Regions from separate parts of the Homo sapiens genome. Here all the other regions are linked to region 3. The links are chromatin contacts, found by Hi-C or POLR2A ChIA-PET in ENCODE. All regions are on one chromosome and are shown on one strand. Each heading gives the region's core, a stretch centred on a gene start or an enhancer-like site at or near the end of the contact. The rest is flanking DNA. Distances are from core to core; before and after follow the strand shown.

Evidence for each region. A loop is a pair of places that touch in the nucleus more often than their neighbours do. ChIA-PET counts read pairs that join two places held with the same protein, here RNA polymerase II (POLR2A). Pooled maps may share reads with other maps.
Region 1: a pooled map shows a loop between it and region 3 (5-fold over the local background). The contact joins the promoter of TMEM97 here to the promoter of BLTP2 in region 3. A Hi-C loop is called at or near these places in 5 of 50 pooled maps. POLR2A ChIA-PET finds 5 or more read pairs at or near these places in 2 of 52 experiments (activated T-cell and naive thymus-derived CD4-positive, alpha-beta T cell).
Region 2: a loop to region 3 is called in a pooled map, with 3 times the contacts of the local background. The contact joins the enhancer-like site here to the promoter of BLTP2 in region 3. A Hi-C loop is called at or near these places in 11 of 50 pooled maps. POLR2A ChIA-PET finds 5 or more read pairs at or near these places in 3 of 52 experiments (activated B cell, activated CD4-positive, alpha-beta T cell and activated CD8-positive, alpha-beta memory T cell).
Region 4: a map of dorsolateral prefrontal cortex shows a loop between it and region 3 (3-fold over the local background). The contact joins the promoter of POLDIP2 here to the promoter of BLTP2 in region 3. A Hi-C loop is called at or near these places in 1 of 168 maps with a recorded cell type or tissue (dorsolateral prefrontal cortex), 2 of 37 single-sample maps with no recorded cell type and 14 of 50 pooled maps. POLR2A ChIA-PET finds 5 or more read pairs at or near these places in 2 of 52 experiments (HEK293 and PC-9).

What each region holds. Positions count from the first base shown.
Region 1 is chr17:28,317,778-28,320,477 of GRCh38, forward strand. TMEM97 (transmembrane protein 97) reads left to right here and starts at 1,423. Exons shown (of 3, transcript NM_014573.3): 1 at 1,423-1,588. The coding sequence starts at 1,463. RefSeq lists enhancers at 1-527, 747-1,006, 1,487-1,546.
Region 2 is chr17:29,147,597-29,150,296 of GRCh38, forward strand. The region is part of intron 2 of MYO18A (myosin XVIIIA); the gene reads right to left. All of the region lies in intron 1 of LOC124903967 (a long non-coding RNA gene), which reads left to right. Among named protein-coding and RNA genes, the nearest start is that of MYO18A, 31 kb to the right of the region's middle. RefSeq lists a silencer at 1,180-1,659 and enhancers at 2,040-2,229, 2,250-2,299. Within about 2 kb of position 1,380, at least 39 of the 41 ENCODE cell types and tissues checked have a DNase peak (open chromatin) inside an H3K27ac peak, as active enhancers do.
Region 3 is chr17:28,643,811-28,646,510 of GRCh38, forward strand. It overlaps BLTP2 (bridge-like lipid transfer protein family member 2), which reads right to left and starts at 1,348. Exons shown (of 39, transcript NM_014680.5): 1 at 1,179-1,348; 2 at 248-377. The coding sequence starts at 1,246. RefSeq lists silencers at 1,145-1,484, 1,505-1,734.
Region 4 is chr17:28,356,077-28,358,776 of GRCh38, forward strand. POLDIP2 (DNA polymerase delta interacting protein 2) reads right to left here and starts at 1,451. Exons shown (of 11, transcript NM_015584.5): 1 at 1,212-1,451. The coding sequence starts at 1,372. VMA12 (vacuolar ATPase assembly factor VMA12) reads left to right here and starts at 1,571. Exons shown (of 6, transcript NM_152464.3): 1 at 1,571-1,805. The coding sequence starts at 1,595. RefSeq lists enhancers at 851-1,616, 1,729-1,828 and a silencer at 1,149-1,538.

The DNA.
Region 1 (2,700 bases), core at 173-2,672, 330 kb before region 3:
CACTGTCAAAACTAAACTAGCTCAAGTCTTTCTCACCTGCAAAATAAACTCTCGAGTGCATCTCTCTCCAGCTACTGCCCCATGTCTTCTCCCCTTCGTGACCAGCTGTCTACACTTCCTGCCTCCATTTCCCCACTTTCTTACTCCCTGGCTCCTGCCCCCACGACACAACTGTTCCCCACAGGGCCACAGGCGGGCATCACTCAGTGTTGACAGGCTGCCCCTCCCTGTGACATAGCCCCCTGCTAGTACGCTCCTATCTCAGTCCCCTCCTCCCATGACCTGAGGCTGGAGCTCCCCCAGGATCTCTCCCAGGCCCTCTGCTCGCCATCAAAGGCGGATGCCTCACAAGCTTACGACTCCAGACAGGCTCACCCAACTGCCTCCTCCACCCAACGCTGCAGCCCACTCAAGGTCCACGTAGTCCAAGCTGCATTCCTTCCTCGCACTCCCTTGCCCTGTGTCCCCTCTTAGCAAATGGCAGCCTCGGCGATCCTGCCCCGAGACAGGCCTGCGCCCAGCGTGGAGATGAACATCAGTATTTGCTGAACGTGTAAACGAATCCTTGACCTTCCCTCATGCTCCACAGCCGGTGAGGATTCCTGTCCATTTTACTGCCTCCTACGTCCCTCGAGTCCTCCCCTCTGCTTCTTTGTTCACCGCGGCCAGCTGCCTCCCCAGACCCGCAACCCCGGCTGGGCCGGGAACCTGCACCGCGGCGCTCGTGCCCCGCTCTGCGACCCCTGCTCCGTGACGGCCGCACTGCACCGGGGTACCGCGGCCCAGCACAGGCGCTGGTCACTAGTACACGAACTAGCTAGGACTACAGGTGCACACCACCACACCTGGCTAATTTTTTATTTTTTGTAGAGATAATGTCTTACTAAGTTACCCAGGCTGGTCTTCTGGGCTCAAGCCATCCTCCTGCCTCGGGCTCCCAAAGTGCAGACATTACAGGCATGACCCACCGTGCACAGCGTCAGCTTTATTTTTTTAATGCTGACTTACTGCAGAAGGCCCAAGGGCCAGTGCAGTTTTCATACTGCTGTTGTAGTGGCGAACGGAGCCACGAGGGAAGGGAGCGCCGCCGGCAGCTGCCGGGACACCAGGATACCACGCGGCCAGCACCGAAACGCTAGGCTCGCGCTCACAACCGCAATCTACACTGAGTAGCCGCGCGCCGAACGGCGTGACTAAGCCCCGCCCACACGGCGCTCCTGGCGGCCAATGGAAATGGCTTACGAGACGCCTTCTCCACGCGCTATACTTATACGGACCAATGGGTGCGCCCTGTGGGGAGTGCCGCCCCCTGTCCACGAGCCTCCTCTTCTCGCCAGCCAATGGAAGCGGTCTGCCTAGCCCTCGCGGGGGCAAGGCGGCGACCGAGGCGCGTGGGTCTGGGAAGGCGCGCGGATTTGGCCCCTCTTCTCACATCAGCGGGTCCAGGCCCAACCGACAGACTATGGGGGCTCCGGCAACCAGGCGCTGCGTGGAGTGGCTGCTGGGCCTCTACTTCCTCAGCCACATCCCCATCACCCTGTTCATGGACCTGCAGGCGGTGCTGCCGCGCGAGCTCTACCCAGTCGAGGTGAGGGGCGCCCCTCTTATCCCGGCCCGCTGAGGCTCTCCCGGCGCTGCGTCCACAGGGCCTTCACCTCCTCCGCGCTCGCGCACTCTGGGTTCCAGTTGCCTCTCTCGGGTCCTGCCCATGCCTCCCCCGCTCCTAACCCAACTTTAGTTCGGTGTTTTCCTCGGGCTTTGTCTCTATCCCAGCCCCTTCTCCCAAGCGGCGGGGGCGAACGCTTTGTTTCCTTTAAAGTCACTTCTTCCCTGGGTTTAAGGTTTCCCGCGATTCCACCTCTGGCCGGTTGTCAGTGTCTGAGGGAAGTAGTCTGGATGAAGTGGTGTCCAAAGTCACATGTTAGGTTTGCTTTAAGCTTCTGGTTTTTTGTTTGTTTGTTTGGAAGGGCTTTAAAATACCAGTCTGATCCCAAAGAAAAAATCCGAGTAGAAATAGACCTGTCTGAAGGTTTAGCACCTTGGTTGGTGCAGCTGGGGCGTTCACAGATCGTCACTGCTTCGAGATCAGGTTCCAGCAACTTCCAGAGCTCAGGAGTAAATTGCCATCTTTTCAGATTGGCTCTTCAATATTGGGTTCGAGTAACAATGATCTCCTGAGTAAAAATAAAGGTGAAAATCCCGATTTCCTGGTTGTTGGAGAGCATTCTTTCAACCCCAAACTCTGCTTTAATGCTTTGTTTTTTTCTTCAAAGCTATAGTTTTAGTTTCCCGGTTCGTTGAGGTTTTTTTCTCGTATCTGGACCCTGTGACCTTCTTCCATGGAATTCCTGTCCTCAGTTTTGTTTCTCCATCTTATCTATAACTGTAGGCAGGACTGACTTGTCTACCCGAAGATTTTATTTTGCGTCTGTTTTTCCTTAAATGCTTTTTATCTGCCGAGGAGGGGTTCTTTACCTGAGGGTCATGAACTCCCAAAAATGGGTGCAAGTGTGTGTGCCTTTTGTTTCCTGCAAGGAGAATATAGCTTCCATCGACTTTTCAAGGGGCCTAACTCTCCCAAAAAGGCCACGGCTCAAGAATGTTCTACCACTCCCATAAGTCACTCTTTTTTGTTTGCTTCTAGAACCAAACACAACTGGAAGACCTCTGACCTCCTTTTGCATGGGAAAAGCGTAGGTA
Region 2 (2,700 bases), core at 130-2,629, 500 kb after region 3:
AAAGAACATTAGAAAGTCAAGGTAGTCAGGCATGGTGGCTCATACCTGTAATCCCAAAACTTTGGAAGGCAGAGGCAGGAGGATCACTTCAGACCAGGAGTTCAAGACCAGCCTGGGAAACACAGAGACCCGTCTACAAAAAATTTAAAAATTAGCCAGGCGTGGTGGCCTGCAACTGTAGTCTTAGCTACTTCAGAGGCTGAGGTGGGAGGATCAATCACTTGAGCCCAGGAGTTCAAGGTTACAGATTACAGTGAGCTACGACCATGCCACTGCACTCCAGCCTGGGTGACAAAAAAAAAAAAAAAAAAAGGAAGTCAAGGTAAAAGGTGATGCCAAATGAGAGATAAGAAGGGTCTGCCTAGGATTCTGGCAGTTGATGGGGAAGAGAGGGTGACTCAAGAGAAAAAATAAGCTGGACTTGGTGACTATTTGGGGAAGGATGGGAAATGGGCACAAGCGGGTCTGGGTGGAGATTGAGAAAAGTAAGGAAAGATACCAAGGTTTAAAGCTTGGGAAGATATATTTTGTTAAGATATATCTTAACAATGAGATATATATATCTTAACAAAATATATCTTAACAAAAGAATACTTCTCTGACCCCATTTGTCCCTCTAGTTCCCCTGTAAATCAAAACTCCTAAAAAAAAGTCTATAAGCACTGTTGCCATAAATGGGTACTAATTATATGATCCTTGTATTACAAATTTGCGGTGTGTAAAGTGTCAATAATAGAACTATATTTAGGGAGTTGGGGAGAGTCCTGTTTAAAGCACTCAGAGCTCAGGGCCAGGAGGGCCTGGAGCACTTGCTTTTGAAGTGGGAGGGCCCAGCCACTAGGGTGGCAGGTGCACTTCCAGGATGACCACTTCAGAGGTCCTCAGCACCAGCCCTAGGGCCAGTACTAGAGTCTACACCTGTCTCAAAGAAAATGCCAGCGCAGGAGTCCCTTCCCTTTCTTGGGAGGAATTATCCTTTATTCTTTTGTGTGTGTGTGTGTGTGTGTGTGTGTGTGTGTGTAAGTAACAAAATGTCACCTCGTATGAAACAGTAGTGTTAGGAGACAGCGATTGGTATTGAGGTGCCAAGATTTTTTATGAAATTCTACCAGTGCCGATAGCCAGTGGATTCTGAAGGGTTATAGGGCAGACTCCCTTTAAGAAGCCTAGGGATGGTCTCAGAGAGGAGAAGGAGGGCTGAGAGGAAACCTGGAGTGACCAACGGCGCATGCCCAGGGCCACCCCAGCCACTCAGCACCCTACGCACGGGTCAGGCTCTGTGAGGGCCGAGTCAGCCCCAGGCCCGGGGCGGCACTTCCCGGGTTGGCCCACCGGCCAGCCGGAGCCTGGGCGGGGCCAAGGGGGTGGGGCCAAGCCCAGCACATGCGCCTAGAGCCCTGGAAGCTCCGCCCTGCAGCGCCGCTGGCGCCCAGCAGAGGGTGGCAGCCCCCTTCTCATCTACCCTCCCGCTTTGCTGGGGCCGCTTTCACCTCCGCCAGGCCGGCCTCCAGGCCCCACCCCCAGGAGGCGTCCCCCAGGAGCTCCGGCCCGAGGGGGCTGCGGCGGCAAGATGGCCTCTCGCCGTCCCCAGGACGCGTAGGGCAAGAAGAGGCAGGGATGAGCTCGGTGCCCACTTTGTTTTTATCACCGCTCTATCCCCAGAACCTAAAACAGTTCCTACATATAGTAGGCATTCAGTAAATGCTTATTGATGGAATAAATGAATGAATACATGAATGCAAGGTCAAAAGACGCCAGGAAAGCCTGTTCTAGAGAGGGGCTTGTCTAGAGACAAGCAATCAGGAAGGTCAGTGGGTATGGGACGGCGAGCCACAGATCACTGCCCCAGAGGTGGTCGCCGAGGCTTGGGGCTCTGACACTCCCCCCAGCCCCTACACCCACCCAGTCCCTGCATTGGCACACCCATCAGTTTGCTCAGAGCCATGTGCCACCACACCTTTTCGGGCACAGAGCCCAAGTAGGGACGCCTGGGCTTGTCCTCTCTGCCAAGACCCTGAGTCAATCCCCAAAGACTAGGCAGGCATATGCGGCCGACTGCAGGGACCACCTGACTGGCCCGACAGCAGGCCTGCTGCTCTCTGAGGTCTCTCAGCTGCTGGGGATTTCCTCATGGCCCCCGGGGACTTCCAAATTGCCTCTGCTTTGCCAAGCTCCCCCAAGGCCCAAAGCCATGAGCCAGCCTTGAGGATCCTTTCCCAAAATCCTCCACAGCCCTGCCCCACATCTCATCAGGACTTGGGTCACTTCTGGGTCTCCTAAATGTACCACATGCACTATGTTCTCCTATCCACCCCCTCTGGTAGACAGGAGGGAATAAACATAATGAAGCATTGTTCTCTTTTTCATATAAATGACAACTCTTCTCCATTTCCACAGAAGAAAAAAAAGGAAGCCAGCTTAAGGGTCAGCCACAGCAATTTAAATAAAATATCAGTAAGGTCTTCCTGGGTGTGAGAGATGGAGGCCTGTGGTGCTTATTCTCAAAGTCAGAGAAGTTCTTCTAGACAAGCCTCAGGTTCCTCGTAACACTGGACATCCAATAAATATTTGAGAATCTGTGTGTTCACCTCTGGAGCCCCTATTGGGCCTGTTTCTAAAACCCTCTGAAGTAAAAAATAAAGCACAAACCCTATGTCCATAGAAACAGGAAGAAGCAAAAGCCTCTACCTTGCCTACCAA
Region 3 (2,700 bases), core at 98-2,597:
GATTTCCTGTTATCTTTCTTCTGTATCTTTGTTATGTGCCCTGGACACTCTGTGTCCTACAAACATTTTTAACTGAACAACTTGCAGCGTTCTCCAACTAGCTCTAAGATCATCTTGGCAAAGAAATGGCAAGGCTGGGATTAACTAGAAAAGCCACCAGGATTTCTATTTTTAAAAAAAGGAAATTAAGAGTTTAAATTCAATTGGATCAACCCTACACACATATCCAGAGTTTCCCAGAACTCACCACTGTTTGCTGGTGTTGCTGAAACTTAAGACTGACATTCTGGATCCAAAAAAAGCGGAAGGAGCCAATCTTTAGCTCCGCCTGCAGCTTCCGCTGACACCACTTGGTGGCCAACCGGACCACAAGCCACCTGCAGAAAAATTCCTGTTAATTCATAGGACCTTTTTCCAATGATGGTTTCCCTCACCCCTTGCTGGTCTTTCAAAGCCTTGCAAAAGGTCGTTCCTGAAACTGGATCTGAGCAACTCTCCTTTCTTCCAAAGCACCACTCTGTCATATACATTCAGCCACGCTGATCAAGATCCTAGCTCCCGACTGACCCCTCCACCCAGATGAAACCAGAAACTGCACCCTCTAAGTTGAAGACAAAAACAAAATCCCTCAAATTGTTATGAATCCCAGAGGCAGAGAGAGAAGACCCCAGCAAGAGTCAAAGCGGAGGCGGCTCTGTCACATGTGCCATCACACTCCCCAGAGGGTCTGTCTGTCTCCTGCTCCCACCCTCCAGACAGGTATCCACGAGAAGGCACTTTGAGGTCAGACCCGGCAGCTCGAATGCTGTTCTCCCCAGACCGATGCTGCAGGTGCCCATCGCGCTTGGCGAAAGGGACATGCAGGGGTGGGTGGAGGGGGAAAGGGAAGCCACTGAACCAGGCCCCTTCCTCACACTCCTATTCAGTTCCTGGCCTCAGCATTTCCTCAGACCCCGCCCGCTTCCTCAGTCTCCCCAACTCGCAGCCCATCCCTGGGAGCTCGGGCCACGCGCCTCCTCACGATCCCTCCCCTCGCCGCGCGCCCCCTCCCTCCACCCTACCCACTCTGCCTCACGCGCCTCAGTAAGGCGCGCGCCCCCTCCTCAGTCTTTCTTCCTCCTCTCCGCCCCCTCCCTCCCGCCGCCGCCGCCGCCGCCGGCGCGGCCGGGAACCCTCACCGGCCTAGAAAGAGGGCGCTAAGCGCAACTAGCAGCAAGACCAACAGCGCGGAGAAGAACAGAGGCATTTAGGTCCGGGTCCGGCCCGGCTTGGCCCCGGCCCCCGCCATGCCGGGCCCCGACGCCGGATCCGCGCAGCACCGCCGCGGGCCGACCAGCTGCGCGCGCAGGAGCAACGCTGAGCGAGGACGCGCTGGTGCGCACACGAGCCCCGCCTTCCGCAGCCCGCCAGCCAACCAACGGCCTCCCACCCCAGTCCCGCCCTGTCCTACGACGCTGCAGGGCCGACGGGCTGCGTGCGCGAGGAGCGGGCGTGGTTCCGGGAGGAGGGCGAGGGGGAGCGGACCAAGAGCTGAAACACGCCCCGGGCGCACACCACGGTGCCCGGAACCGCGGGGCTCGGGGACCCGCGGGGGTCGGAGTCCGGGCCCACTACCTGGGCTGGCGGTGGACCTGGCTGACTCATTTCGGTCCGGGGAGCTCACTTTGAGGGGAGTTGGAGTCCGCCTAGCCACTTAGGCCTGGACTCAGGGTTCTGCGGAAGTTACACCCCTGGTCAGACGTGGTAGCACTCCCATCTTATTCAAGATCCTGTTTGAAAATTACTGAGGCAGAAACTAGGAGGTAATTAAAAGGCCTCAAAAATCTCGCCTCATTCCATCCACAGAGGAAACTAATGAGGTTTTGTTTTTTTTTTCTTTGAGACAAGGACTCGCTACGTTGCCCAGTCTGGTCTCGAACTCCTGCAGGCTCAAGGGATCCTCCTGCCTCAGCCTCCTGAGTAGCTTGGACTAAAGACGCGTGTCACGGTTCCTGGCCAATGAGTTTTTACTTCATTTACTGTTTGAACACTGTTCTGGTCCATCTACTTATGGCACGAACTGGGCCCTGATGGAGGAGAGGAGGAGATACTGCAGAAGTAGTGAATATTGTTCTTGCCCTTTAGCAAAAAATAGTTTATCTGGGAAGCAAACATAATTACATAAAGTAGACAATACATAGTCAGTTTTGCCTGCTTCCTTCTGTGTAGTTTATCTGGGAAGCAAACATAATTACATAAAATAGACAATACATAGTTTTGCCTGCTTCCTTCTCTGTAAAATGAGAGAACAGGACAAAGGTCCCTCAGCGTTACTGTGCTAAGGATCAGTATCTGAATGATGATCTACTGATACAGCACAAGCTAAGGAAATCCTGACGGTTTCAAAATAAGTATTATGGAGGAGGTCATGTCTCTTTTCATACCCCTTCGCTCCCACGTCCTAATCTCCATATATATCCTTCAAGATTTTACTCAGAGCCTCTCTTTTTGGCTCCCTCAGATAAAACACCATTTCATCTTTCACCTGTGTGTTGCCCGAAGTTGCTTTCACTCCTCTGATTGTTTCCTCCCTTATCTATTCCTCTCTTCAGTGATTTCACATCTCCCCAAGAGCTCCAGCGCTGCTGTTTCAAGGTCATACTTACCTCTCAAGCACTGTATTTGCGTCATCTTCCTCGTCATCTGCAGCCTTCCCCCAGG
Region 4 (2,700 bases), core at 201-2,700, 290 kb before region 3:
CGCTCCCATACTACTGTCTTCTCTCTTCACTGGGCATTCTTCATATCATGCCCTCACACTCTGCTCAAATGTACCCCTGCCCTTGTTTCTTCCCTAACCCACCCTCCTGACCTCCCACAGCACTTTAACTGTCTTGCTCACTTTTTCAATTTTTTTAGAAGGGGAGTATCTTTTTTTCTTCTTTTCTTACATTTTCTATATCACAAGTCATCAAACAATATCCTGCTCCCTTTACATTTCAGTTGTGTCCATGTCTTATCTTTATTAAATACTGTAAATTCCCTGGGAGCAATGCCTGAGTCTGATTAGCTGGTACTGCCCCCTCAGAGCCTAGTGTACAAGAGGTGCTCAAAAAATATTTGTCCTGTATTATAATTCCATGTCCATCTCCCCCTCTAACCTGTAGCCCTTACATTGCCCTTGAAAAGCTTAAACATCTCTAGATTTCCTACGGCACATCGCTCTCTCAATACCGTTTTTGTTCATATTCTCACAGGGGTCTTAAATTGCAAATAGCTATCATCTCTCCCCAATGTTCAGTGTCTAATATCAGCCACTAAAATGTCAGTCACCACTCTGAACAGGGCTGCTCTTTCTAGGGGCCCTTCAAATAAAGGCTGTTTTTACTGTTTTGAAGATGTGAACTTTATGCTTCCTCCCACTGATCCACCAGCCCATTTGATCCGCCTGTCCCATCCGTGGAAACAGTTTCCACACCATCCCCATGGCCTCAAACCCCCTTCCCCAAGTCACAGATAGAAAATCGATCTCCCCAAAGTCACTTGGAAACCTGGGGCCTACGAGGGTCCACACCCAAGAGTCTCGTTTCCCACCTCTAGCATCTTTCTGAGGCAGACCTTCACCAAATCCAAAGGCTGAGGGTTCAAGCCAATGCCCTAGGGCTGAATTAAAAAGCTTCCCTCTGACATCGGTGCTGGGGACCCCAGCCGGGGAAGTAGGATTCACTTGGGGAGGGTAACCTGTTCCCCCCCAGGGCCAGCCCTGTACAACCAGGGCTCTGGGCCGCGCTGGCTTCCCTGCTCCTGGCACATGTCCCAGACAGCGCAGGTCGGCTCCCTGCTCGGGACCCTCTCCCGGGTCAAACTCCAGTCACCCTCAGCAGGCCCGGGCCCCTGGCCTCCGCACTGGCTAGGAACACGCTCTCTGGGCTCCAGGCCCAGTTCCTCGCGCCCCCTGGCTCCGTCCCTCACCGGGACGAGAGGTGCCTCCGCGTCGTCGTGGTCGACGCTGGCGAGAAGGCTCCAGCTCCGGCCGCCGCACAGAGCGGCCTTGGCCACCGGGCCCCAGTCAGCGACCGGGACCACCAGCGGCTGCCCACGGCCAGGGCCCGCCGGGCTGTACAGGCTGCCATGTCCCGCCCGAGCGCCCGCCCGGCTGCTGACACAGAGCCCGACCCGCGGCCGGGCGGCGTTCCGCCCCAGTCCCACACTGCCCCGCGCGGCGTCCCGGCCCTCTTGGCCCGCCTGGTCCCACCCCGGAGCTCAGAGCAACTTCCGGTGCGCTTAGCGTTACTTCCGGCGCGCGGCGGGCGGAAGTCCGGGTTGGGGTCACCTGACCGGAGAGCCGGCTAGATATGGCGTCCTCTTTGCTTGCGGGCGAGCGATTGGTGCGTGCTTTGGGCCCCGGCGGGGAGCTGGAGCCAGAGCGGCTACCCCGAAAGCTGCGGGCCGAGCTTGAGGCCGCGCTGGGGAAGAAGCACAAGGGCGGTGATAGCTCCAGTGGCCCCCAACGCTTGGTTTCTTTCCGTCTCATCCGGGATCTGCACCAGCATCTGAGAGAAAGGGGTGAGCCCCAGTCTCCAGTCCGGGGTCCCCTCCTTGTGTCCAGATCGATTCCCTCCTGAGGTCTTTTCCCATCATTCCCCTTCTTCTACGGAGCACTCATCTAGACAAGTCAAGAGTCACTCCATAAATCCCAGGGCCACCCACTTTCTTAACTCCCATGGGAATTTCTCGTGGATGACAAATTTGCTTGTGCAGTTTCTGCTCTTTTGAGAGCCCCCTCTTCACTTCCAGGCACACCTAGGCCCAATTCACCCTTGAGAAAGTCTAGGTTTTTACCAAATACAAATATCACAGGTTTTGTCTCTTCTTTTTCTCCACTTTAGGAATCAGCTTAGCATAGTGAGCTTGTAGGAATCCGGATTTCTTTCCACCTCAAAAGCAAGAGTGGTGAAATCTGATACTTTGTTTTGTTTGTTTGTTTTTTTAATATAGGATGGCAAAAGCTGTGTTGAAAGATCTGGCCTGAGAGTAGCATGTGAGTTCCAGTCCTAGCTCTGTCACTAATCCTTTGAAGGAGTCATTTCTCCTCGCTGGGCCTCAGTTCCCTTATGTGTAAAGGGAAGGAACAGGACAAACTAGCACATAAGGTATTTTGCCAGAAGTAACATAGACCAGCCAGAAGTGCAAAGGGTAGACTGCTCAATTATTAGAACTAGAAAGGACCTTAGAAAGAGATTGCCTAGTATTAGTGTCCTCTGAGCATTTAGCATCACTATGACCTAAACTTATTTAGGGAAGAGCTGTTGTGGCCACAGAACTGATCTAACCCAAAGGCACAAGTAAATGGCTTACTTGTTAGTTATAACACTGGCAGGATAATTGAGAGCTGACAGCTAAAGTCACCTGCGCAGCACTGGGAGATACCTACATGGAATTATCCAAAATTCTTTTCAAT